Regions from separate parts of the Mus musculus genome. Here regions 1 and 3 are each linked to region 2. Evidence: chromatin loops called from intact Hi-C (ENCODE). Cell type or tissue: heart. All regions are shown on one strand. Region 1 has its middle 13 kb from the start of Gm26440. Region 2 holds the start of Ska3 (spindle and kinetochore associated complex subunit 3). Region 3 holds the start of Zdhhc20 (zinc finger, DHHC domain containing 20).

The links. Hi-C counts contacts between places; a loop is a spot of excess contacts. Peaks named below come from ENCODE experiments on the same cell type or tissue, not always from the same donor. Only the 100,000 strongest peaks of a DNase experiment are listed, where the experiment ranks them.
Region 1: a loop joins it to region 2, with 3 times the contacts of the local background. A loop is called at or near these places in 10 of 42 quality-filtered maps.
Region 3: a loop joins it to region 2, with 2.1 times the contacts of the local background. A loop is called at or near these places in 7 of 42 quality-filtered maps.

The regions. Positions count from the first base shown.
Region 1 is chr14:57,680,993-57,688,992 of GRCm38, forward strand. No RefSeq gene overlaps it. Among named protein-coding and RNA genes, the nearest start is that of Gm26440, 13 kb to the right of the region's middle. In heart, a CTCF peak has its summit at 3,763 (motif pointing right); a DNase peak (open chromatin) is centred at 3,799.
Region 2 is chr14:57,822,948-57,830,947 of GRCm38, forward strand. Ska3 (spindle and kinetochore associated complex subunit 3) reads right to left here and starts at 3,216. Exons shown (of 9, transcript NM_198605.3): 1 at 3,063-3,216; 2 at 1-15. The coding sequence starts at 3,165. Mrpl57 (mitochondrial ribosomal protein L57) reads left to right here and starts at 3,292. Exons shown (of 2, transcript NM_026401.2): 1 at 3,292-3,375; 2 at 3,562-5,798. The coding sequence starts at 3,570. The coding sequence ends at 3,878. In heart, a CTCF peak has its summit at 3,658; a DNase peak (open chromatin) is centred at 3,254; H3K4me3 peaks cover 2,646 bases; H3K27ac peaks cover 1,815 bases.
Region 3 is chr14:57,887,181-57,895,180 of GRCm38, forward strand. Zdhhc20 (zinc finger, DHHC domain containing 20) reads right to left here and starts at 3,156. Exons shown (of 13, transcript NM_029492.5): 1 at 2,883-3,156. The coding sequence starts at 3,000. In heart, no CTCF peak of the experiment used is centred here; DNase peaks (open chromatin) are centred at 171 and 3,141; H3K4me3 peaks cover 1,827 bases; H3K27ac peaks cover 1,276 bases.

The DNA.
Region 1 (8,000 bases), 140 kb before region 2:
GGTAGGCAGATAGGAGTGGTGATCCTCTATATGGTAAATTTCAGGTCAGCCAGGACTACAGAGTGAAACCTTGTCTCAAAAATGAAACAACACACACACACACAAAACAAACCCCAATCAAACAACAAAAAACAAAACACAAAAACAAATACCAAATCGACAATAATAAACAACTCCCCCCCCCCCGAAAAAAAAATCCTGAAACAATGACAAAAAGAACAGGTGGCAAAAGGACACTTATATACAATTGAGGGTCCAGAAATAAACATCTGAATTGATAGCCTATTTATTTATTTATTTATTTATTTATTTAAGTACTTCAGATGGAGCCAGGATCCAAGGTTCCAGGTGGAACGTTGAGTAAGCAATATTCTGAACTGGTAAATTGATTTTCTGTTATTTTTAATCTTTCCTGTTTAAAAAGAAGCGTTAATAGAGGTAAACATGATAAAAATACATTATATGCACCATGAAAGTGTTATAATTAAACCCATTATTACATATAATTAATATTGCTAATGAAAACTTTAAAAATAATAGTCCGTGGAAGCCAGGACAGTGACACCCTGCTGCCGGTGCCACTGGGATGGATGAAAGTGTGATGGAGAGATGGGAGAGCAAGCGAAGCCGAGGGGTTCATGCGCTGTATAAATAAATAAATAAATAAATAAATAAATAGGCTATCAATTCAGATGCTTATTTCTGGACCCTCAATTCGAGACTTGACAGTGTTAAGGTATAGCAGAAGCCAGAGGCCTCAAAAGAGACCAGTGACTCTGCAGTGACTCTGCAGTGAACACATACAAGAAGTGTGGACAGACGTATGTACCATGTGACACTGTGGCACACTGCAGCGTCCACGACAAGGTTTGTTTATTCTATTTTATTTTATTTCCCTATTTATTATAAGGGCAGGGGACAGATACACAGGGACCGGGAGATGAGTGGGGTTGGGGTGCATGATGGGAAAATCACAAAAATTCAATAAAAAGTTGTTGAGTCTAAGGTTGTGTATATCTTTTATCAGGAAATAACTGGTCAAAAGCGGGGTAGAAACCCTGGATTGGGATTAAAAATGTCCACAGCGCCGGGCGTGGTGGTGCACGCCTTTAATCCCAGCACTCGGGAGGCAGAGGCAGGTGAATTTCTGAGTTCGAGGCCAGCCTGGTCTACGGAGTGAGTTCCAGGACAGCCAGGGCTACACAGAGAAACCTTGTTTCCAAACAAACAAACAAACAAACAAACAAAATATCTACAGCAAAAGTTAAAAGAAAATAGTCTTTTGGACAAATAGCTCTGGTCAGCTCAAGCTTATGAAATTAGAGCCTCCTCACCCCGTAAATATTCAAAATGGATCACAGATCTGCCCAACAGTTGGGGTTAAATTAGAAAATACTTGGAGAAAAATATAGGAGTGCTGTTTTCCTGATGTTGGATTAAGTACAAGCTTCTTAGGCACAGCACCAAGAACAAGCAACTGAAGAAATCAGTTATTAGACACATCCTGGCATGCACAGCTTTAATCCCAGCTTAGGAGGATCAGACTGAAGGCTGCCTGGGCTGCGAGGGGTCTTACCTCAGAAAATGGGAACATGGTTTAGTCATAGAGCCAGTATTGCAAAGAAAAATATCCACCATCAAAATTGAAAATATTTATTCTTGAGAAGACACCTCTTAGAAACTGGAAATCAAGCTGGATAGTGGGGACACTCACCTTTAATCCCAGCATTTGGGAGGCAGATGCAAACGAATCTCTTGAGTTCAACACCAGCCTGTTGTGAGTGAGTTCTAGGACAGCCAGGGCTACATAGAGAAACTCTGGCTCCAAACCCCCAAAACCAAAATAAAAAAAACAAAAACAAAAACCCTCAAAAATTAAAAATTAAGCCGGCTGGTGGTAGCGCATTCCTTTTGTCCCAGCACTTGGGGGGCAGAGGCAGAGGCAGGTGGACTTCTGAGTTTGAGGCCAGGACACCAAGGGCTACACAGGTTAATTTTTATCTCCAAAGACGGAAGGAGGGAGGGAAGGAAGGACAGGACAGGATAGGACAAGACAGTAAAAAGAAAAGGAAAGAAAGGGAAAAATAGAAAAGAGAAAAGAAAAGGAAGCAAAAAGACACTGAACATTAGGGCAGGAAGGACGCCTCAGTGTTTAAGTCTCGGCCAGGGGTTTCTACCCCATTTTTGATTATTGAATTCCCAGATTAAAAAAAAACACACTCTCAGCCTTTCTCTTTACAATAAGCCTTAACACAAGAGCTGGGCAGCTGCCTGCCCTCCACGCTGTTAGAATCTATTTCCTATGGAGAACCCCAAGTTATTGCTGTTTCACCTGGGCGGCTCTTAGCTCCGATTGGCCAGCCCTTGGGGCCACGCTTCTTGACGCTTAACACAAGGCAGCTTCTCCTTTTCCTCTCCTGCACATCCTTTTCCCTCGAGGTCCTCCTCTGCCCCCAAGCCCACAAAACCTAAACCCCACCTATATCTCTTCTGCGCAGCTATTGACTCAGTTGGCATCATTATTCACCAATCAGAATTACCTTGGGGGCAGGGTCATAGGGGCTACATGGAGACTCAGGTCTTGGGGGCCCACACTTAGCATTATAACAGACAGTAAAAGACAAAACCTCACACCTCAGTGGTTGAGAGCACTGGCTGCCTTTCCAAAAGACTGAGGTTCAGTTCCCAACACACACAAGGTAGTTGCCAACCATCCACAATCCCAGTCGCAGAGGATTCAGTGCCCTTGTCCAGCCGCTGTGGGCACTGCACATACATGTGCACATATATGTGCACATATATGTGCAGAACAGCCAACACATAAACAATATCAAAGAACTGGAAAACCAAAATGTCCCGGGAATGGGAAATAATACTTGAAAACCATATTCGTGATAAGGCACTTGTACAGAGAACATATAAACCCCTCTCATAAGCCATGAGCAAAATAAAGTTAGATTTAAAGGTGAAGGATTTGGAGACATTTTCTCATTAAAGATATAAAACCAATAAGCCCGTGAAAAGTAGCTTAATATCATTAGTCCTTAAGGAAATGCACATCAGAACCACAATGAAGAAACACTCCCAAGCCACTTACGGCTTAAGGAAAGAAGGCAGATAAGAAGAGTGTCAGTGCAGGTTGAGAGAACACCGTGCTGTCCTGCATTCCTGGGATGGAGGCTGGTTCCTTGCTTTGGGAAAACAGTTTGCCAATTCCTCAAAAACTTAAACACATGCTTACCATTTGATCTAGCAATGTCACACTCAGGGTACCCTCCAGAGAAATGAAAACACAGCTAAATAAAGACGGCTCACAAGCAGCACTAGTTACAGAAGACCCGCAGTGGAAACCATCCAAGAGTCCACCAACTGGTGACTGACTGCACAAATAAAGCGGGGCATAGCAATGAAGTGAGGGCAGGGGCTACAGTGTGGATAAACCTGGAAAACATGTTTGTAAGTGAAAGAAGCCAGACACAATAGGTCACATAGTACTTAAGGTTATTGATAAAATTGTCTAGAAGAGGCAGATCCATAGAGACCAAAGGTAGAATAGACTCTTAGCCTCCTCTGAGGTGGTCCATAGAGGGGAGTGAAGGAACAGAGGTAAAATTATGGTCATTATGCAGCTACAGACATATGCTAAAACCTACCAAATTGTATAGTTTTTTCTTTCTTTCCATGGCTGTGTTTTAATTTTTTAAAATTATTTTGTGTGCATGGGTGTTGGCCCATGGTGCATGGTATGTCTGTGCATCACCTGCATGCAGTACCTTTTGAGGCCAGAAGAGGGCAGTGGATCTTCTGGAACTGGAATTACAAACTATTGTAAACCTCCATACATGCTGGAGCCGTTTTTTGTGAAGGGGTGGGGGGAACCAAGGTTGTCTGGAAAAGCAGTCAGTGCTCTTAATTGAGCCAACTCTCTGGCCCCCTGTTTTGTTTTATTGAGACAAGATTTTTTTTTTCACACTATTGCTCAGGTTAGCCTCCAATTCATGACCTTCCTGCCTAAGTCTCTGAAGTGCATTACAGATGTGACCTACAGAACTGGACACTTTTAAACAAGTGGATTTTGTAATACATGAATCATATCTTAGTCATGCCATTATTTCAAGCAAGTAAGATAGAGTCGTGTGAGGAGACCTCAGATGAAAGTGGGAAAACGAAATAAAGCAATGCAAAGCTTTTAGAAAGAACTTAGAGGAAGGAGACACAACTGTGGAAGAAGTAGAGAACACCTTGGAAATAATAATCCCAGGGAGAGACAGACAAGCAATAAAGGGATGAGACAAAAGTGAATGGATTAGCGAACGAGAATGACCTGTAAGGAACAACAACAACAACAACAAAATGCCTATCCCTCAAACAAAAGTCTAATACAACCCTTAGGGGTTCTATTCCTGCACAAACATCACGACCAAGAAGCAAGTTGGGGAGGAAAGGGTTTATTTAGCTTACACCTCCATACTGCTATTCATCACCAAAGGAAGTCAGGACTGGAACTCAAGCAGGTCAGGAAGCAGGAGCTGAGGCAGAGGCCATGGAGGGATGTTACTTACTGACTTGCTTCCCCTGGCTTGCTCAGCTTGCTTGCTTTCTTATAGAACCCAGGACTACCAGCCCAGGGATCGAATCACCTATAATGGCTTTCCCCCTTGATCACTAATTGAGAAAATGCTCCACAGCTGGATCTCGTGGAGGCATTTCCTCACACCTGAAGCTCCTTTCTCTGTGATAATCCCAGCCTGTGTCAAGTTGACACAAAACCAGCCAGTACAACCCCTGAATGATAAAGTCAAGGGAATCTTCCAGAACGTGATATAAAAAGAGCCAGGGACGGCACGCTGTTGTGATTATTCTGAAACACACGATTTTAATTGTAGCTTGCATTATAAAATGTCCCACACAGGTTCACACGTTCCCCAGCTGGTGGCATTGTGTGGGGAGGTTGTGGACACTTGAAGTTTTATAGGGGGACACTTCCTGTCTAGTCTCTTCCTCCCTCCTGTGGAGGGTACCTCACACCCCTGCCACCTCGCCTTCTCCGTCATGATCACAGTAGTGAGACATATAACTAATACATCTAACAGTGACTTCCTAATGACACAGCTCTAGCCAGTACAACTCCCCAAACCCCTGCACTAATTGAAGCAAGACATCCCGCTCTGTCTATTAACAGTTCATTCGTTCGTGACAGCTCCTAGGCAGAGGATGTGGGCTGGTCGCATGTCAAAGACCAAGGCAGATTAGAAGGTTGGGACTTTTCAGCTCTGTCTTCTCAGCTCTGGGGAAGAGAGAGGCACTGAGGCATACATTGACCTCTGTGGCCAGGAATCGCTCATGCCATCCTGGTTAGTTTTTGTTGTTGTTGTTGTTGTTTTTTTAATCAACCTGACATAAGCTTGAGTCCTCTGGGAAGAGAAGCCTCAATTGAGAAAACGCGTCCATCAGATTGGCTTATAGACTAGTCTATAGGGCATTTTCTTGGTTGATGATTTATATCGGAGAGCCCAGCACTCCAGGATGTGGTGTTACCCCGAGGTGGGTAGTCCTTGTGTGTCTAAGAAAGCAGCTGAATGCCTAGTGTGGTGGCAAAGCCTTTAGTCTCAGCCCTTGGGAAGCAGAGGCAGGGGTATCTGAGTTCAAGGACAGCCTGGCCTAGACAGGGAGTTTCAGCTCAGCAGAAGCTATACTGTGAGACCCTGTTTAAAAACAAAAGAAAGCAGGCTCGTGAGCCATGGAGACCACGCCAGCATCCCTTCATGCTTGCTGCTCTGCTTCCCACCTCTAGGCTCCTCCTGCCTTGCGTTTCCCAAGCTGCTTCTGGTCATATCTTTATCCCAGCAATAAAAACCTCATAAATACATATATCTATGGAACGAAATCCTCGTAAAACCTCTAAAGGCCCTCCCCTCCCATACCTTCTGTCAGTGTTGGCGTATCTGCATGTTTTGTAATATCCCTCATAATAAACCTGATAGGCACTACTAAACAAACTCATCAAAGCCAAAGATGCATTATGGAACTCTACCTTCCAAGGTCACAGACATCTCCTGTGTCGACAGATCTGGGGTAAGAACAAACGAGAAAATCACTTTTGTTTTCCTGACACACAGGTATAAATATAAGAACAGTGGAAGATGTCTAGTAAATCCACTGTTCCGGGAACAAGCACTAAAAACACAGAATAAAGGTCAAAGAAAATAGTCTGGCTGTGGGGGCACACTTTAAAGTCTCGGACATCAGCAGCAGATGGATCTCCAAGAGTTCAAGGCCAGCCTGGTCTACAGAGTGAGTTCCAGGACAGCCAGGGCTACACAAAGAAACCCTCTATCAAAAAAAGAAAAAAAGAAAAAAGAAAGAAAAGAAAAGAAGAGGAGAAGAGAAGAGAAGAGAAGAGAAGAGAAGAGAAGAGAAGAGAAGAGAAAGGAAAAGAAAAGAAAAGAAAAAAGAAAAGAAAGAAACCGGTAAACTATAGCAGTACATTTCAAAAAGTTGAAGAACCTGGGTCTGAAGGCTGACAGCTCTGAGTGCTAAAAAGGCACAAAGCCGTCAGTCTCTGTCAAGGATCTTCATGGAGCACAGGAAGGCTGTCTTAGGTGTTCCAGGCACCTGAGTGCTCCGTCCCCAGCTTGTAGTGTTTGAGAGTCTGAGGTATGGTTGCTGGAGGAGGAATGTCACTAAAGATGGGCTCTTTCAGGCAAGGCCATTTGGAAGGCGTTCTGTTTCAGGCTTGCAGCTCAAGCTGGGACTCCTCAGCATCCCACTCCTGTGACCAAGGTTCCACTCCTCGGAACTGCAAGCCCTAATAAACTCTTTCCTCTATAAGCTGCCCTGATCAAAGCGTTTCATCACAACGGAAGATAACTAAGATAGTCTGGCTACAGGATGGGGAAAGAAATCCTTGCCAACTACACTAGATTAATACCGAGGATATACAACATTAAACATCAAAAAATAAATTAAAAGTGTCTTAGGGTTTTACTGCTGTGAACAGATACCATGATCAAGGCAACTTTTTTTTTTTTTTTTTTTTTTGGTTTTTCGAGACAGGGTTTCTCTGTACAGTCCTGGCTGTCCTGAAACTCACTTTGTAGACCAGGTTGGCCTCGAACTCAGAAATCCACCTGCCTCTGCCTCCCAAGTGCTGGGATTAAACGCGTGCGCCACCACGCCCAGCAAGGCAACTCTTATAATGACATTTAATTGGGTCTGGCTTACAGGTTCAGAGGTTCAGTTCATTATCATCAAGGCAGGAACATGGCAACGTTCAGGCAAGCATGGTGCAGGACGAGCTGAGTCTTCATCTGAAGGCTGCTAGTAGAATACTGACTGCCAGGTAGCTAGGACTGGGGTCTTAAAGCCCACACCCACAGTTACACACCTATTCCAACAAGACCACACCTATTCTAAAAGGGCCACAGCTTCTAATAGTGCCACTCCCTGGGCCAAGCATACACAAACCAGGACAAAAAGCCAATCATACAGTCAATAAATGGCTACTAAACAGACTAGACAAAGAAGAGATGCACTGGCCAACAATTACTTTTAAAAAATGCATTCTGCACCTTAACCACCCCTGGGTTACAGCCCCATCATCCAGTTTTTCCTCACAGCATCCATAGCTTGAGGGGTAACACGGATGTAGATGCTTATCCTCTGGTGGTGGGAACATAAGTCTGTATAGCCACTGTGGGAATCAATCCGTATACAAGGTTCTCAAACAACAGAGGCCATCCTGGCTGGCATACACCTTTAATCCCAGAGCAAGGTGCCATCTCTGTGAGTTTGAGACCAGCCTGTTCTACATAGCAAGTTCACAGACAGCCAGGGTTACATGGTGAGGTCAAAGTGGTGCAGCCAAAAAAAAAAAATCACCTCAACAACCCATTGCCAAGATAACTGGTGAAAAAGGCTCAGTATCCTCCCGAGGTACTGTACATTTCTCCTGATTCTGCACTTCTCCCAGGATGCACAAGTATGACCATTGTCTATCG
Region 2 (8,000 bases):
GAGAATCTTCAAAGTCTTCAAGCAAGGAAAAAATGTTAAATAAATACGAGGAAAACAAAACAAAACAACAACATATCAATGCAGTTTCTTAACCAGAAAAATCCTGCTGGGCAGTGGTGATGCACACCTTTAACACCAGCACTTGGAGAGGCAGAAGCATGCGGAGTTCCAGGATAGCCAGGGATACAGAGAAGCTGTCTTGAAAAACAAAAATAGAAACAAAGAATAAAAGCCTTCAAGGAACTACAGCACACATAAATTACATAACTCTCCAGGTACAGCAACCCATGCCTTTGATCCAGAAGAGGGAGGCAAAGGTAGATGGATCTGCATGGCTTCAAGGCCAGACTAGACTCTGATCAACAAGGCAAGAACTACATAGTCAACTCACCAAGATAAAGCACACCTAGCACCAAGTATAAGCACATAAACACACCATGTAGCAAATGATGCAATGGAATAAGACTTGACTCGGGCTTTACTCCACAATGTGGATGACGGTGAGAACGAGGCTAAAGGACAATATTCTAGGGCTCCTATTACAGGAAAGGTCCAGAAGAGTCAGGTCCACTGCACAGAAGTAGACACAAGGTTGCCTAAAGCCTGTAGCATGGACTGTAATAGGATTATGGGGGACAACTGTCTACTGGCAAAGAGTTGTTTTCTTTCTTAATGAATCAGAGTTTGGGTTTACTGACGATAACAGAGAAACACATGACAGGTGGCAGTGGGGCATGCTTTTAATCACAGCATTCAGGAGGCAAAGGTAGGAGGAACTCTGAATTCAAGGCCAGCCTGGTCCACAGGGTGAGTTCCAGGAGAGCCAGGGCTATACAGAAAAATTCTATCTTGAAAAACAAAAATAAAAACAACAACAAACATAAAACAAAAAGAGAGAGGAAGAGAGAGGGGGAGGGGGAGAGAGGGAGAGAAAAACAACACCCATAAAGACAGACACAAGGCTTCTGTAATAAAGTTTTGGGGAGTCTGGAAGTTATTAAACTCTAAACCCTCCTTACTAGCAGTCGCACAGCTCTGACTGTACCAATGAAACGCATTCTTTAAAAAGTTTTAGCGTATGTAAATTATCTCAAAGATAATGTATTAAGTTCATTTAGTGATTTAACACTATAGTCACTGTCTTAGGTTATCACTGCTGTGATGAAACACCACAATCAAAAGAAACTTGGGGAGAAAGGGTATGTATTTGGCTTATACTTCCACATCACTGCTCATCATCAATGGATGTCAGGCAGGAACTGATGCAGAGGCCATAAAAGGGTGCAGCTTATGAGCTCAACCTGTACGTATGGAACCATGGGCACCAGCCCAGGGATGGCACCACCCACATCACTCACTAATTAAGAGGATACTCTCCAGGCTTGTCTGCAGCCCAGCCTTATGAAGGCATTTTCTCAACTGAGGCTCCCCACTCTCAGACCATTCCAGCCTGTGCCAAATTGACATAAAATTAGTCAGAACAGTTTTGAAAGTGAAGACGCTGGCAATACTCCCTGTATTTTTTTTTTTTACTTATTAAAGAATTATTACAACATTTTCTTGTAAAACAAATAAACAAAAAGTAAATGAAGTTTGTGCAGAGGTAATGTTTTAGTGAGACTACAGACTAACAAACACTTGGTGAAAAGAACTTTTATACAGTTGAAATACTAATGAACTTTAGTATAGTATGCCGAATTAGCTCAACAACATAAACAAATAAAGCATATTTTAATTCCCTAAAATAAGAACAGTTACAAAAAAAAAGCTACAACAGTAAGTGATGTCTGTTACGAATTAAATAGAAAATACATATACTCTTTTTACTTTTCTGTATTTGAAATTTCCTACAGTACATGTTACTTTTATAGTCTCCAAAACATTTCCAAATGGAGAGTTAGTTATAAGTAAGAGGAATCTGTGTCTACGGGGTGCAATTTTTGCTTTGTTTCTGTTTTTCAAAACAGGGGTTTCCTGTATATCCCTGGATGTCCTGGAACTCGATTTGTAGATCAAGCTGGCCTCAAACTCAGAGATCTGCCAGCCTATGCCTTCTAGAGTGCTGGGATTAAAGGCAAGTGCCACTACATTCGACCTACTGGGTGCGAGACAGATTACATTTATGACATTTTATGATAATCTCAAAATCTGAACTACTTTTGCATCGATTTTTTTTCTTTTTTTTCTTTCTTTCTTTTTTTTTTTTTTTTTGGACAGGGTCTCACTAAGCCTGGTTGATTGGTCAGGTGCTAGCCTGGAACTCGCAAAAATCTACCTCCTTCAGCTTCTTGAGTGTTGGGATTCATGGCGGACGCCACTCCGTGACCTTGCAACTTTTTAAAAAAATCTCAGGCTGGGCTTGGTGGCGCACACCTTTAATCCCAGCACTCGGGAGGCAGAGGCAGGCGGATTTCCGAGTTCGAGGCCAGCCTGGTCTACAAAGTGAGGTCCAGGACAGCCAGGGCTACACAGAGAAACCCTGTCTCGAAAAAAAAAAAAAAGAAAAAAGAAAAAAGAAAAAAATCTCTAGTACAAGTTAGAAATGATGTTTAATTTTATTATTAAAAAATAAAACAAGAGGCGGGAGAGATGGCTCAGTGGCTAAGAATACTGGCTCCAATTCTGGAGGTCCTAAGTTCAATTCCCAGCAACTACAAGGTGGCTCACGACCATGTATAATGGGATCTGCTGCCCTTTTCTGTCGTGCCTGCATCCACGCAAATAGAGCATTCATATACATATATAAACAAATCTTAAAACAAACAAAAAAACAGCAGTGCCGAGTATTTGTACTTCAAATAGAGTGTTAGTGGAGAAAATGCAGATGCTTGCTTCAATAGGGGCCCATTCGAGTGAGACGAAATGACTTTACACGTACAGAAAACAGGGTTTTAGTGCGTCTTAATACAGTTGCCACTGGATGTTGTTAACAAACACCCAACCACCCGCTCGCCTGCGGCCACAAGGAGAATTTGTCCGCACAGTTTCCATCACAGATCAGCTACGCCCCTTGGACGACACCGCCCGCTGAGAACCGCACTCTCCCGCCCGCGCCCACTCACCGCTGTCCTCGCCGTCCAGCGCTCTCAGCAGCCGGGCCGTCTCGCTGTCCAGCGTGGTGGCCAGACCCCGCAGCTTACAGTGGAAACTCTGGATGGGGTTCATGCTGAGGGCCGCCGAGCCGACTGCTGACCTCCAGTCCCCTCGAACGAACGCGCTACACATTTGAATCCTGCGCAGGCGCAGAAGGCGTCTCTCGCGAGAGCGGAACTCTAGCATCAGGGCCCCAGAGAGACCGGAAGCAGCGCGCCGCCGCATCGGTCGGGGGACGCGGAGCGCCGAGGGGAGCGTGTCCCGGGCCGGTTGGTACGCGAGGTGGGTTTTCGGGGAGCCCCCACCCCCATATCCTGCAGTGTAGTCGGCTCCCGGCCACTCACTTCCGGCGAGAGGCCGAGCGTGCTCTGGATTCGGCCGCGGGATGTGGGCGCAAGCTTGGCACGCCGGTTGCTCGCTTCCCGGGTCCGGGGCTCAGCGACCGCGGCTTTCGTGTCATTTCCTCAGGAGGCACCATGTTCCTCACCGCTGTCCTCCTCCGCGGCCGCATTCCGGGCAGGCAGTGGATCGGGAAGCACCGGCGGCCGCGTACCGTGTCTTTCCAAGCGAAGGAGAGCATGATCCGTCGCCTGGAGGTGGAGGCCGAGAACCACTACTGGCTCAGCATGCCCTACATGACAGCAGAGCAGGAGTGCGGCCACGCCGCGGAGCGACGGGCCCAGGCTTTTGAAGCCATCAAGGCAGCGGCCACTTCCAAGTTCCCTAAGCATAGATACATTGCAGACCAGCTAGACCATCTCAACATCTCGAAGAAATGGTCCTAACCCTTCAAGATTATGGATACCGGACTGCTCTATCCTTACTTGGTCCTGGAGCTGAGAAAATGTAATTTATGTACCAGTGTGACCCCTTCGACCAGTATCTTATTAAAGCAAACATGATTGATTAATAGTTGTCTCATACGGAATACTTGGGACCCTACCTAGGCGTTTGTTTCACACCTGTAATCCCAACATTAAGAGGTGGAGGCAGGAAAATCTTTGCTGATGTAGTTAGTAAGACCTAGACTCAGAAGGCCAAAAGAGACTGTTTGAGGCTCCATATGTGCATAATCGGTCTATTTTCAGGGTTGTTTTTTATTTTTTCTGGCCTAAAGCTTGCAGCAGCCCTCCCTGTGCCTAGCTACTGGAATTACAGGCATGGTTCCCTGCCCTTCTGTAAAATGTGGGGTTTTTTTTTTTTTTGTTTGTCTCACTATATAGCCATAGAACTTGCTGTATAGGCTAGGCTGGCCTTGACCTCCGAGATCTACTGGCCTCTGCCTCCCAAGTGCTGTGACTAAAGGCAAGTGCCACCATACCTTGCACCTTTTAGATTTAAATGCTGTAAAACTACAAACTGATGAGTCTTAAGGCTGAGGTACTTGGCTAGAGCTTTGTTGTACAAGGGGTGTTTTCTTACTTTCTGTCTAGGATAGCCATTCTCAACCTGTTGGGCATGACCCCTTGTGGTGGTTGCAGAACCCTTTCATGAGGCTGAGTATCAGAGATTTGTATTATGATAACAGCAAAATTACAGTTGTGAAGTAACAATGAAAATAATGTTATGGTTGGAGTCACCACAACATGAGGAACTGTATTAAAGAGTGTAAGGGAGGTTGAGAACCACTGCTCTAGAATAGAGCCTGCCTTTGATTTCACAGCATTCTGTAAGTGGAAGTAGGATCTGAAGTGTTAGGTCAACTTCCATGCAAATTTGAGGCCAGCCTGAGATAGATGAGACCATTTCCCAAAAGAAGAGTGTTTTCTTTTAGAATTTGGATTCTGTGAGTGGACGTGTGAAGTAAAGATGTTTACTAGAACTGTTAACAGGAAAATTTCTGTTTGTTTGGTTTTTTGAGCTCGTCTATATTGCCCACCTTAGCCTGGAACTCCTAAATGGATACAAACAGTGCAATTTTTTTTTAAAGTTTGTTTAAAAACACCGTTTTTGGTTTTTTGTTTTTTTTTTTAATGTTGTTGGTTTGTTTTTCAAGACAGGTTTTCTCTGTGTGGCCCTAGATGTTGTCAGACTCACTCTGTAGACCAGGCTGGCCTCAAACTCATAGAGAACTGCCTTCCTCTTGCCTCTTAAGTGCTGGAATAAAGGTGTGTACCACCACCACCTGTGCACACAACTTTTTTGAGTAGGTCTGTGTAGGTTGTTGAACTTATGGACTGAATTGATCCTCCTGACCGAGTCTCCCGAGTTTCTGGGTCTACAGATGCAGAGCAACTTGGGATTTTTTTATTATTAATATATTTTTTTTGATTTTTCAAGACAGGGTTTCTCTGTATAGTATTATTTTTTTAATACAGATCTTACTGTATAGTCTTGGCCTCAAATTTAGATGGGCACCGATCTCTGTCTCCCTAGTGCTATATACTACCATACCCAATCCTTTTTAATCTTTTGAGTTGGTGATTTCATAAAGTTACCAAGAGAAAAAAGTACAAGTCCATTGTAACTATAACCAAGTAACATTTTTCCTCTAACCATATCAAAACCTAGAAATTGCTATACTCTGTAGAGCTTTGCATATGCACCCATGTTTATGTGTACAAGTCTACTTAGTTGTCATATAACCATGGTTCCATTGCTATAGCATCCTTCATTCTCTTTGTAGAAACCTGACTTCCCCACTATTGTTCATCTCTGTTTTTGGGAAGAAGGATCTGTAAGTAAAATAATTTATATTGGCTTTTTAAAAATGCATAATGTAATTTATTTCCTTTGCCATCCATTCTGGTGGTTACATTTTTCAACGATTTGAACTTCCTTTTTTTAAATGTGTAGCCCAGGCTGGCCTTGAAGTCAGTGATCCTCCTGCCTCTTCCCCTCAATTGCTGGGATTGTAAGTATGCACCACCATGCCTAGCAAACTTGCTTGTTGACTGCATTAGTGTATCATGGGCCTTTTTGTGAATCTATACAGATCCCATATTTCTATTACATGCACAATAATATAGATATGCCTGTTAACATCTATTGGTAATGGACATTTATTTTTTTTTCTCCAATAAACCTTGCTGTCAAGCATGTCAGTATACATGCATTCTTAATGACTACAGTGTGTGGAACAGTCTTAAAAGTGGTAATGAATCCTTTGTACACTGCCACTGTCAAAATGGTGTCCATTAATACTGTACCACTTTATGCTCAGCAGTAACACAGAAGATACTAGTGAATTTGTTTCTTGCTGTACTGTTTATGGTAGCAAAATTAAACAGTGAAAGAAGAATAAAGTATGATCCAGAGACTGCTGACCTACAAATAGTCACTGTCCTCCAGTGCTGGGATTATAGGAGTTTTTTCAAACTGTACTTCCAGCACACACAAAACATCTCCAAAACTTTGAAAGGGCTACATGATACAGGCATCACTTTCATTTGAAAAGGTTGAAGCCAGGCGGTGAGGGTGCACACTTAATCCCAGCACTTGGGAGGGAGAAGCAGACAGATCCCTGAGTTCAAGGCCAGCCTGGTTTACAGAGTGAGTTCCAGGACAGGCAGGGCTAGCTGTCTGCTTGCTTACCATGTGCAAAGGCCCAGGCTGGAGGCCTAGAACAGGAAAAAGACTAAACAAAAAAGCCAAGAAAAGGCTGCTGGTAGCTAGTTTACTCTATGTCCAGGCTCACTAAGAAATGATGAATCTTCCAAATACATGGCTTTTACTGCCAGTGGTCAAATGAAGTAAGTCATAAACCAAGGTTTTCTGGTTAAGTTTTTATTTTTCCCCCTTGAGACAGTCTCATTATATGGCTCAAAATGAATTTGAGCAACCCTGCATCAAGTCCCCAAGTGCTGGGGTTACAGTTGTGAGCTACCACTTCTTACTCCATGCCCATATCCCAGAGCTCACAGCAGTCTTGGTTTCCCTCACTGGCCACCCAGCATTTTGTCACCTCAGGCCTCCCTTACCAGGGAAGCTAGGGCCTATTCCTGCTGCTCATCCATTCTCGGGAAGGCACTCAATAGCTGCCATTTTCCCAAGGATGTACTTCATTTGTTTTTTTTGTTATGTAGTCCTGGCTGGAACTTACTATGTAGGCCAGGCTGGCCTTGAACTCATAAAAGTCCAGGTATTTACCTCCCAAGTGCTGGGATTAAAGGCCTGTCCACCACACCTGGGGAGTGCTCCAATTTCGACTCTACAAAATCTTTTAATGGCTTCTTGGTGTCTCGAGTGTAACAGACATAGGTCTTCCTCATTTACTGCTTTGTAAAAAGCTCTCCAAACAACTAGCTTTCTCTATCATTCCTGTATAAATTCCTTCAGGTATTGATAATTCAGAGGTTGCATCTCAGGGCTGCATTTCATCAATGCTTGTTTTTTTGTTTGTTTGTTTTTTGTTGTTTTGGTTTTTTGAGACAGGGTTTCTCTGCATAGCCCTAGCTGTCCTGGAACTCACTTTGTAGACCAGGCTGGCCTCGAACTCAGAAATCCACCTGCCTCTGCCTCCCGAGTGCTGGGATTAAAGGTGTGCGCCACCACACCCGGCTATCAATGCTTAAGTCTTCATATACTCAAAATGTTTTCCTTTGATTACTACCATAACAATTTAGCTAATTTTTGGACTATTTATTACATTTGTGTGTTTACACATGCACAAGCTACTGTGCACATTTGGCTTCCTGAAACCAAACCCAGGATTTCAGCTTGGAGGCAACTGCCTTTACTTCAGAGCTATCTTGCTGGCCTAGACGTTTTAAAATAACCGAAAGCCCTGTAGAATGTATGGGCTATGTGAAAAAGGCAGTGTCTCCTCACAGGTCGCTCAATGGTCTAGCATCTTGTCACCATTGATACAGACCAAGACCAATTTTTTTTTTTAAACCAACATAGGCACCTGGTAGAAGAGTATAAAAAGAAGTGGCAGCTCTCAACTCGAAGCTCTCTTAGGGGTT
Region 3 (8,000 bases), 64 kb after region 2:
TATTTTGGTTCTTCTCTTATCACGATCTGAAAGACAGCAGCTTAGTTGAATCACTTCCTAGTCAATTCTATGCTCAGTAAGTTCCTTCCACACAGCTCAGAGTCTCACTTCCTACATCCACAGACAAACCCCTGCTGGGACACTAAGGGAAAGAGGAGGGTAAAGGAAACGCTCGCTCCCTCTCCGCCACTGACACACTGCAGTTCTCTATTCATATTCCTTTCCGTTTATTCGTAGACACACTCTGGGTCCAGGGGCTTACGGCCAAGCCTGATGACCCAAGTTCAACCACTCCCAACCCACAGAGTAGAATCCAAGAACCGACTCCCAGAAGTCTGACTCCAGAGACATGCACACACACACACATGTAGGAAATGTAAAAATGAGAGACTGACATAATTAAAAATTTATTGAACTTTTTAACCTCACAGTGGGTATTTTTGAATAAAAATTATTTTCAAGTTAAGCTGTATAATCTGAATCTAATTCACATGTTTAATGTTCCTTCAGCAACTTTAACTCCAAAACTATAAGGGGAAGTGGTGTGAGGGGTTGAGGGTGGGATAGAGGGAGGGCATGCCCTTGATCCCAACAGAGGCTTTCGAATCTCTGAGTTCGAGGCCAGCCTGGTCTACAAAGCAAGTTCCAGGACAGCCAGGACTACACTGAGAGGCCCAGTCTCAAAATTAAAACAATAAAAACATTTAAATAGAGTCAATTCTAATTTAATAATTTTAGCAAACATTTTGGTATTCAAAAAGAGGAGTCTAAATTATTATATGCAACAAATTTACTATTTGGGAAGGTATTCCATAATTAAATTACTCAGAGCCCAGCTGTAGAGATAACTGTTCTAAAAAATACTGTTCTGTTTAGGCCACTGACAGGGCTCAGCAGGTAAAGCAACTAGCATGCAGACTTGACCTGAGTTCAGTCTTAGGAACCTACATTACCGTGGAAGGAAGAAACTGACTCCACAAAGTTATCCTCCAACCTCCTCAAGTGAGCCTTGGCCTGTGTGCACCCTTGTATATCACACACACACACACACACACACACACACAGTGTTGTTTTGAGACAGGGTCTCTCTACATGGCTCTGTTTGTCCTAGAATTCACTATGCATAAGAGGCTGGCCTCAAACTCAATAGATATGTCTGCCCCTGCTTTTGTATTCCTAGTGCTGGGATGAAAGCCCCAGCTGTTTTATTCTGAGACACTGAAGGCCAGGCTAGCCTGGACCTCAGCCTCCCAAGAGCAAGAGGGCAGGTGTACACTGTTTCTTCTAAATCAAATGTTCTAAGTAGCAAAGTCATTTTCTTAAGGATGCTGCCATTTAAAAACCTGCAGAGCCGGGTGTGGTGGCGCACGCCTTTAATCCCAGCACTCGGGAGGCAGAGGCAGGCGGATTTCTGAGTTCAAGGCCAGCCTGGTCTACAAAGTGAGTTCCAGGACAACCAGGGCTATACAGAGAAACCCTGTCTCAAAAAAAAAAAAAATCTGTAAAAATAAAAACCTGCAGAAGCTCAGCTACTTCAGGGTCTTCTATGAACAGAACTTGAGTTTTTAAACAAGTACTTGGTTTGGAGCTCGCCAAATCCAAAGCCACAATTGAGGTCTAGGCTCTACCATTTTTGAGTGATTTATTTATTATTATACGTAAGTTCACCGTAGCTGACTTCAGACGAACCAAAAGAGGGTGTCAGATCTCTTTATGGGTGGTTGTGAGCCACCATGTGGTTGCTGGGATTTGAACTCAGGACCTTCGAAAGAGCAATCAGTTCCCTTACCCGCTGAGCCATCTCACCAGCCCGATTTTTTTTTTTTTTCATTCTTGTATTTACCCCGTATGTTTTTCCCCAAAGAAAATCTGTCCTTCAGATAACCGAGGGCTCTGTCTGAAAATTAAAACCACATCACTTCTGGGAAACCAAGGGACTGCTTTTTCTTAGGGTTTTATTTAATAATGCTGACGGGAGACGAACACAGTAAAGAGCCAGTAGGTATAGAACGCACACTCAAAGCTTACAGGCAATTATTTAGTATCACTGACATAGTAATGGCCTAGGGTGTTAATGACAATGAACCAATCGGCTAAGTCATGTAAGTATAATGCAACGCTATTCCTTTATCCCAGGAAATCAGGTAAGAACCATACGGTAAAAAAAATTAAATAAGAAAAATAGCAAAAGTAAAACTAAACCAAAGCCCTAAAACTAAAGGTATAAGCAATACAAACCTACAAAGTAAACAGGCAAAAAAAAAAAGTCATTGAGCTTGCACCTCTCTTGTTCAATTCCTTGTGCCTCAAAACAACATTTTGTGTAAATCCAGCACTGAGACCCCCAGATGAATATTAAAAAGGGTCAAATACAGCTCAGACCAGGGGCTGAGCCCACACTGCAGACCCGGGAGACACACCTCCCTCCCAGGCCCCCAGGCTGCTTTCAGCTTACGCGCTTCTTCTCGCGCAGTTTGGGGAGCAACAATCTGGGAGGAAAAGATTTCTTTGTGCGTGTGTGCGTGTGTTTTAGCCAAACTGACCTCACAAGCCGTCTCAGAAGGGGTTCTCTAGTTCAAAAGGAAAGGCCTTTGTGAGCATTCCGTCACAGAAGGGTGGGAGCCCCAAGGCGACTGCAGCCACCCGGAAGCTTGGAGCGTGGGCGGCGCGCAGGCCCGAACTCGGGACCCCTCGAGCAGCGAGCCGTGGGCAGAAACCCACGGACAGGGGCCCCCACCGCCGGAGAAGCGCGGGCCGGAACCCTCGGACGTGGAACCCACGGGCTGGGGAAGCGCAGGCCGCCCCGCGGAATCAGAACGCGGCGCCGAGGCCTCGGCCTGCCACCCGCGGCCCGGCCCGCCGCCCGCGCCTCCCGTACTCACTCACGCACAGCTCCACCACGTACGCGTAGTAGGACCAGACGACCACAAAGGTGATGAAGAGCACCGGAACCCAGCCCACCACGCGTTGGCAGCAGCGCCAGAGTGTCCAGGGCGCCATGTTCCTCTGCTGACTGCCGGGTCCCGCTGCCCACGATTCTGTAGGACCACAAGACCCCAGCGGCCCTGTCGCCAGCTTCCCCGCCCCCGAGGCTCCGCCGCCGCAAGCAGTGGCGAAGGGCGACGCCACAACTCCGCCCCTCCCTGCGCCTGGCCCGGGTCCGCCCCTGACCCCGCCCTCGGGCCCGCCTCCGGGCCCGCCTCTCATCCCGCTGCGAGCTGTGAAGGGCGACGCTGCAACTCCGCCCCTCCCGGCGCCTGGACCGGGTCCGCCCCTGCCCCGCATCCTGCCGCTCCGCCCCTAGTCCCGCGCCTGGCAATCCCCGTAGGGGGTGGGGCTACCCGGCCGAAGGAGGCGGGGCCTGAAGTTGGGGCGGGGCTTCTGCTCAGGCCCGCCCATGGGATTTGGGGGTGCCTTGGTGGAAAAGAGAGGAGAGTGCTAAGGATGTGTAGGAGGCCATCTAGGACTGGGTGACGAGAGGGATGGGGATGCGCAAGGGGAGAGGAATGAATTCTTAGCTGCCCTGTGTGCCTTGGGTGGCACTCTGTATAACACTCTTCCCCTAGGTCTTTCAGGACCCATACAAGTCGGGTTCCCTATTACATAAGGCTGTGCATCACTCAAGCGTGCAAGCAAGAAAAATATTATATATACTTAAATATAAGACTCCTGTGACTATAATGTGTCTCCAATGAAGAATCCCCTGGGATAATTTGGTCCACGTATCGCTCTCTCCACCATGTTTTGTTTGAATTGGTAGGAGCCTGAGATTTAAGGTGGAAGCCATATACAACAGGTCAGTTTGATTTGGAGTCCACATTTAAGGTTACACCATGAAAGCAGAATATAGAAACAGCCCTTTCCTGGAGTGGGATTTTCAAATATTTACAGCTGGAGATTGCTAAGTAATGACTGCAATCTTAGAATCTAGAAGCCTTGCTGTGAAACATCATAATGTACAATCATTAGGAATAATTTCATACATTCTTTTAAAACACAGTACATTCATTTATTTACATTCTATGTGCGGATGTGCATGGACCACTGCTCATGAGGATGTGTGGCCCAGGGGTTGTCTGAGGACAAATGAAAAGTTTTTAAGTTTGGTTTGGGTTGGTTTGGGTTTTGGCCCTGGGCATAGTGGCACATGCCTTTAATTCCACACACTCAGGAGGAAGAGGACAGTGGAACTCTGTGAGTTTGAGGTCAGCTAAAACAGACTATTTACTAAAGTCTCCAAGAAGAAGGTAACTGCTATTATAGTATGATAAAGACTTAGTAAAATGAGTATTAATATTTAGTCACCATACACTACTGTTACATTAAAGTAACATGTATACAATAAGAAAATTGCAACATGCCCTAAAGATGACATTAGGACCCAGAAGTGCACACCTTTAATACCAGCACTTGGGAGAGAGAGGCAGGTAGATTTCTAAGTTCAAGGCCAGCCTGGTCTACAAAGTGAGTTCCAGGACACCCAGAGCTACACAGAGAAACCCTGTCTAGAGAAAAAAAAAAAAAAAAAAAAGCAAACATATTCTGACTTCAAATTTTTGACTACATATTAGTGGCAAAATTGACCCAACTCTAGGGCACTAAGGTGGGTAAAATTCAGCTATTTTCCCAGAAAAACTGTCTCAAAGAATTAAGATACAACATGGAATCTGGAGGCTAAGGATGGAGCCCAGTGGAAGACCACATAAAACTCATGTGTGGTGATAGGTTCAGTTCCCAGTGAGGTGTGTGTGGGTGGTGGGTGGTTTTGACAGAATTAGGACTGACAGAAAAACTAGTATTAAGAATGCTGTCTCAGGGGCTGGAGAGGTGGCTCAGTGGTTAAGAGCACTGACTCCTCTTCCAAAGGTCCTGAGTTCAATTCCCAGCAACCACATGGTGGCTCACAACCATCTGTAATGGGATCCAATGCCCTCTTCTGGTGTGTCTGAAGATAGCTACAGTGTATTCATATAAATAAAAATAAATCTTTAAAAAAAAAAAAAAAGAATGCTGTCTCAGCTGGGCAGTGGTAGCACATACCTTTAGTCCCAGCACTCAGTGATTTCTGAGTTTGAGGCCAGCCTGGTCTACAGAGTGAGTTCCAGGACAGCCAGGGCTACACAGAGAAACCCTGTCTCAAAAAACCAGGAAAAAAAAAAAAAAAAAAAAGAATGCTGTCTCTTCCCCCCTTTCTTTCCACATGCTCCCTGGCCGGCCTCTTCCCTCGTTTCTTTTCTTTCTGTCCTTCTCTGCCCCCTTTCTTTGTCTTTTACATAAACAGCAGTGAGAGACTTGAGACCCCAGGGAATGGGGAGGTCTGGAGGGGTGGGTGGGGACATCCTCTTGGAGGCAGGAGAGGGGAGGAGGGGGAGGAGGAATGGGATGCGGAATTGTCAGAAGATGGACCAGGAAGGGGCTAATGACTGGACTGTAAAAAAAAAAAATTAAAGATTTAAAAAAGAATGCTATCTCTTGATGTACCAGAGAGGGTGGGGGACATACAGGGGGGCCCTAGCCCCTCAGAAGGGAGGGGCAATAGGGGATTGTGGGATGGGTGACGGGGGGGAGGGGGGGGCCGGGGGGGGAGATCAGTGAGTGGGATGTAAAGTGAAGAAGTAAAAAAAGCAAATTTTAAGAAGACAAAAATATTGCTGTCTTGCCAGGTGGTGGCGCAAGCCTTTAACTCCAGCACGTGGGAGCCAGAGGCAGGTGGATCTCTGAGTTCAAGGCCAGTCTGGCCTACAGAGTGAGTTCCAGGACAGCCAGGGCTGCACAAAGAAACCAAGTCTGGAAAAACAAAACAATACAACCAAATGCTGTCTGAGGGCTATGACTGGCATGTGGGAAATGAAGCCGCTTTCCTCTGGCCATCTTTCTATTTATATAGATAAGACTATAAAACTATATAATTTTATAACTATGCTAAAATTTACACCCTTCACTGCCTCTATGTAAAACAGATGCAACTTCTCATGTGTCACTTCATTATAACTTCTGAGTCTCACTGTTCCAGGGATTGACCTAATGGGTCACCAAGGGAACAAAGAAAGGACATACACAGAAGAGCTAAGACTGGGTGGTCTGGGCTCTCTGATGGACCCTGTGTCTTAGTCAATGTTCTACTGTTATGAAGAGATACCAAGACCTCAGCAAATCTTATTAAGGAAAGCATTTACTGTGGTTGTCTTACAGTTTCAGAGGTTTATTTAGTCCATTATCAGCGTATCAGGGAGCATGGAGGCAGGCAGACAGACATGTTGCTGGAGAAGGAGCTAAGAGTTCTGCATCTCATCAGCAGGCAGCAGGAATTGAGAAAGCCACTGGGCCTGGCTTGGACCACTGAAACCTTTAAGTCTTCCCCCAGTGAGACACACTTCCTCCAATAAGGCCACACCCATTCCAAGGCCACATCCAATCCCTCTCAAGCAGTGCCACTGGCTAATGACCAAGCATTCAGATATATGAAATGAAGGCCGTTCCTTCCACAACACTCTGGAAACTCAGCTTGCTTACTATATACAGTGGAACAAAGAGGCCGGTTATTGCATATAGGTGAAGAGAAAAGAGGGCTATTGCATACAGCTGAGCAAGACAGGTTTAGCTAATCTCCATAGTGGTGTCTTCAGGCCCTCAGCATCCTAGGAGAGTGGTGGAAATGACAGTGGACACTTTTTAGTCATAACCAACATTTTCATTCTAACCAGAGGAGGCTTTGCCAGTCCCATGGGGCTGAAGCATTGGTCTTTGACATGGCTGCACCCATGTCAACAACATACATTCATTCAGGATTTAATTTACTCCCTACATATAACATTGGCTACAAGAGCATAACAGATCACAAGCCCAGGAAATGGGTCTCAACCTTCCTAACACTGTGACCTTTTAACAGTTTCTTATGTTATGGTGACCCCCCAAACATAGAATTATTTTTGTTGCTAGTTCATAACTGAAATTTTCCTGCCATTATGAATCATAAGGTAAATATTTTTAGAGATAGAGGTTTGCCAAAGGAGTTAAGACCCACAGTTGAGAACCTCTGAGCTAGAGGCTTAGAGGCTTAAAACAACAGAAATTAATTCTCTAGATTCTGGAAGCAAAACACTCTAAGCCAAAGTGTTAAGAGAGGCCTACATTCTCTTGGAAAGGGCTAGTAAGAACTCTTTTTTACTTGTATTTTATTATTGTTTTGAGACAGGAACTCAGGACATAGTCCAGGGTGTCCTTAGCCTGACAATCTCCCTGTCTCACCCTCCTGTGTGCTGGGTTAAAGATGGAATCTGCCCCACCTAACTGTTCAGAAAGAATTCCTCTTTGCTCTTTCCCCTGTGGCTGTGGCCAACAGTCCTTGGCATTATTTGACTCACAGGCTGTGTCACTGCAAGATCCCCATTCATTGCCACCCTGCGTTTCACTTTCCAGCCTTTCTCTCTTAGTTTGGCTTAAGGATGAACGCTACTCCAGTGACTTTGCCCTAACTAGTACAGGCATAATGATTCTTTCCAATAAAGGCTAAATTCCTAACTACTGGAAGGTTAGGGCCTCCTCTTATCTCTAGGAAGGCACTCCTCAGTTACAACATAATCTTGAATGTGAAATTAACCATCCTGCCTCCTACCTTGGAAGGTTCTTAAAGGGAGTATTTAGGGCTGGTGAGATGGCTCGGTGGGTAAGAGCACCCGACTGCTCTTCTGAAGGTCAGGAGTTCAAATCCCAGCAACCACATGGTGGCTCACAACCATCCGTAACAAGATCTGACTCCTTCTTCTGGAGTGTCTGAAGACAGCTACAGTGTACTTACATATAATAAATAAATAAATCTTTAAAAAAAAAAAAAGGGGAGTATTTATTGTGAACCAGTGCCACCTGGGTAAGAAACATTGGGCAACTGAAAAATGAATGCTTGCAGGTTTCTGTCTAATGTTCCAAACAGTCTCTGATTTCTGAGTGCCACATATGCACTCAATTTTAACAGGGGCATAGAAACTATTTCAGATCTGCTG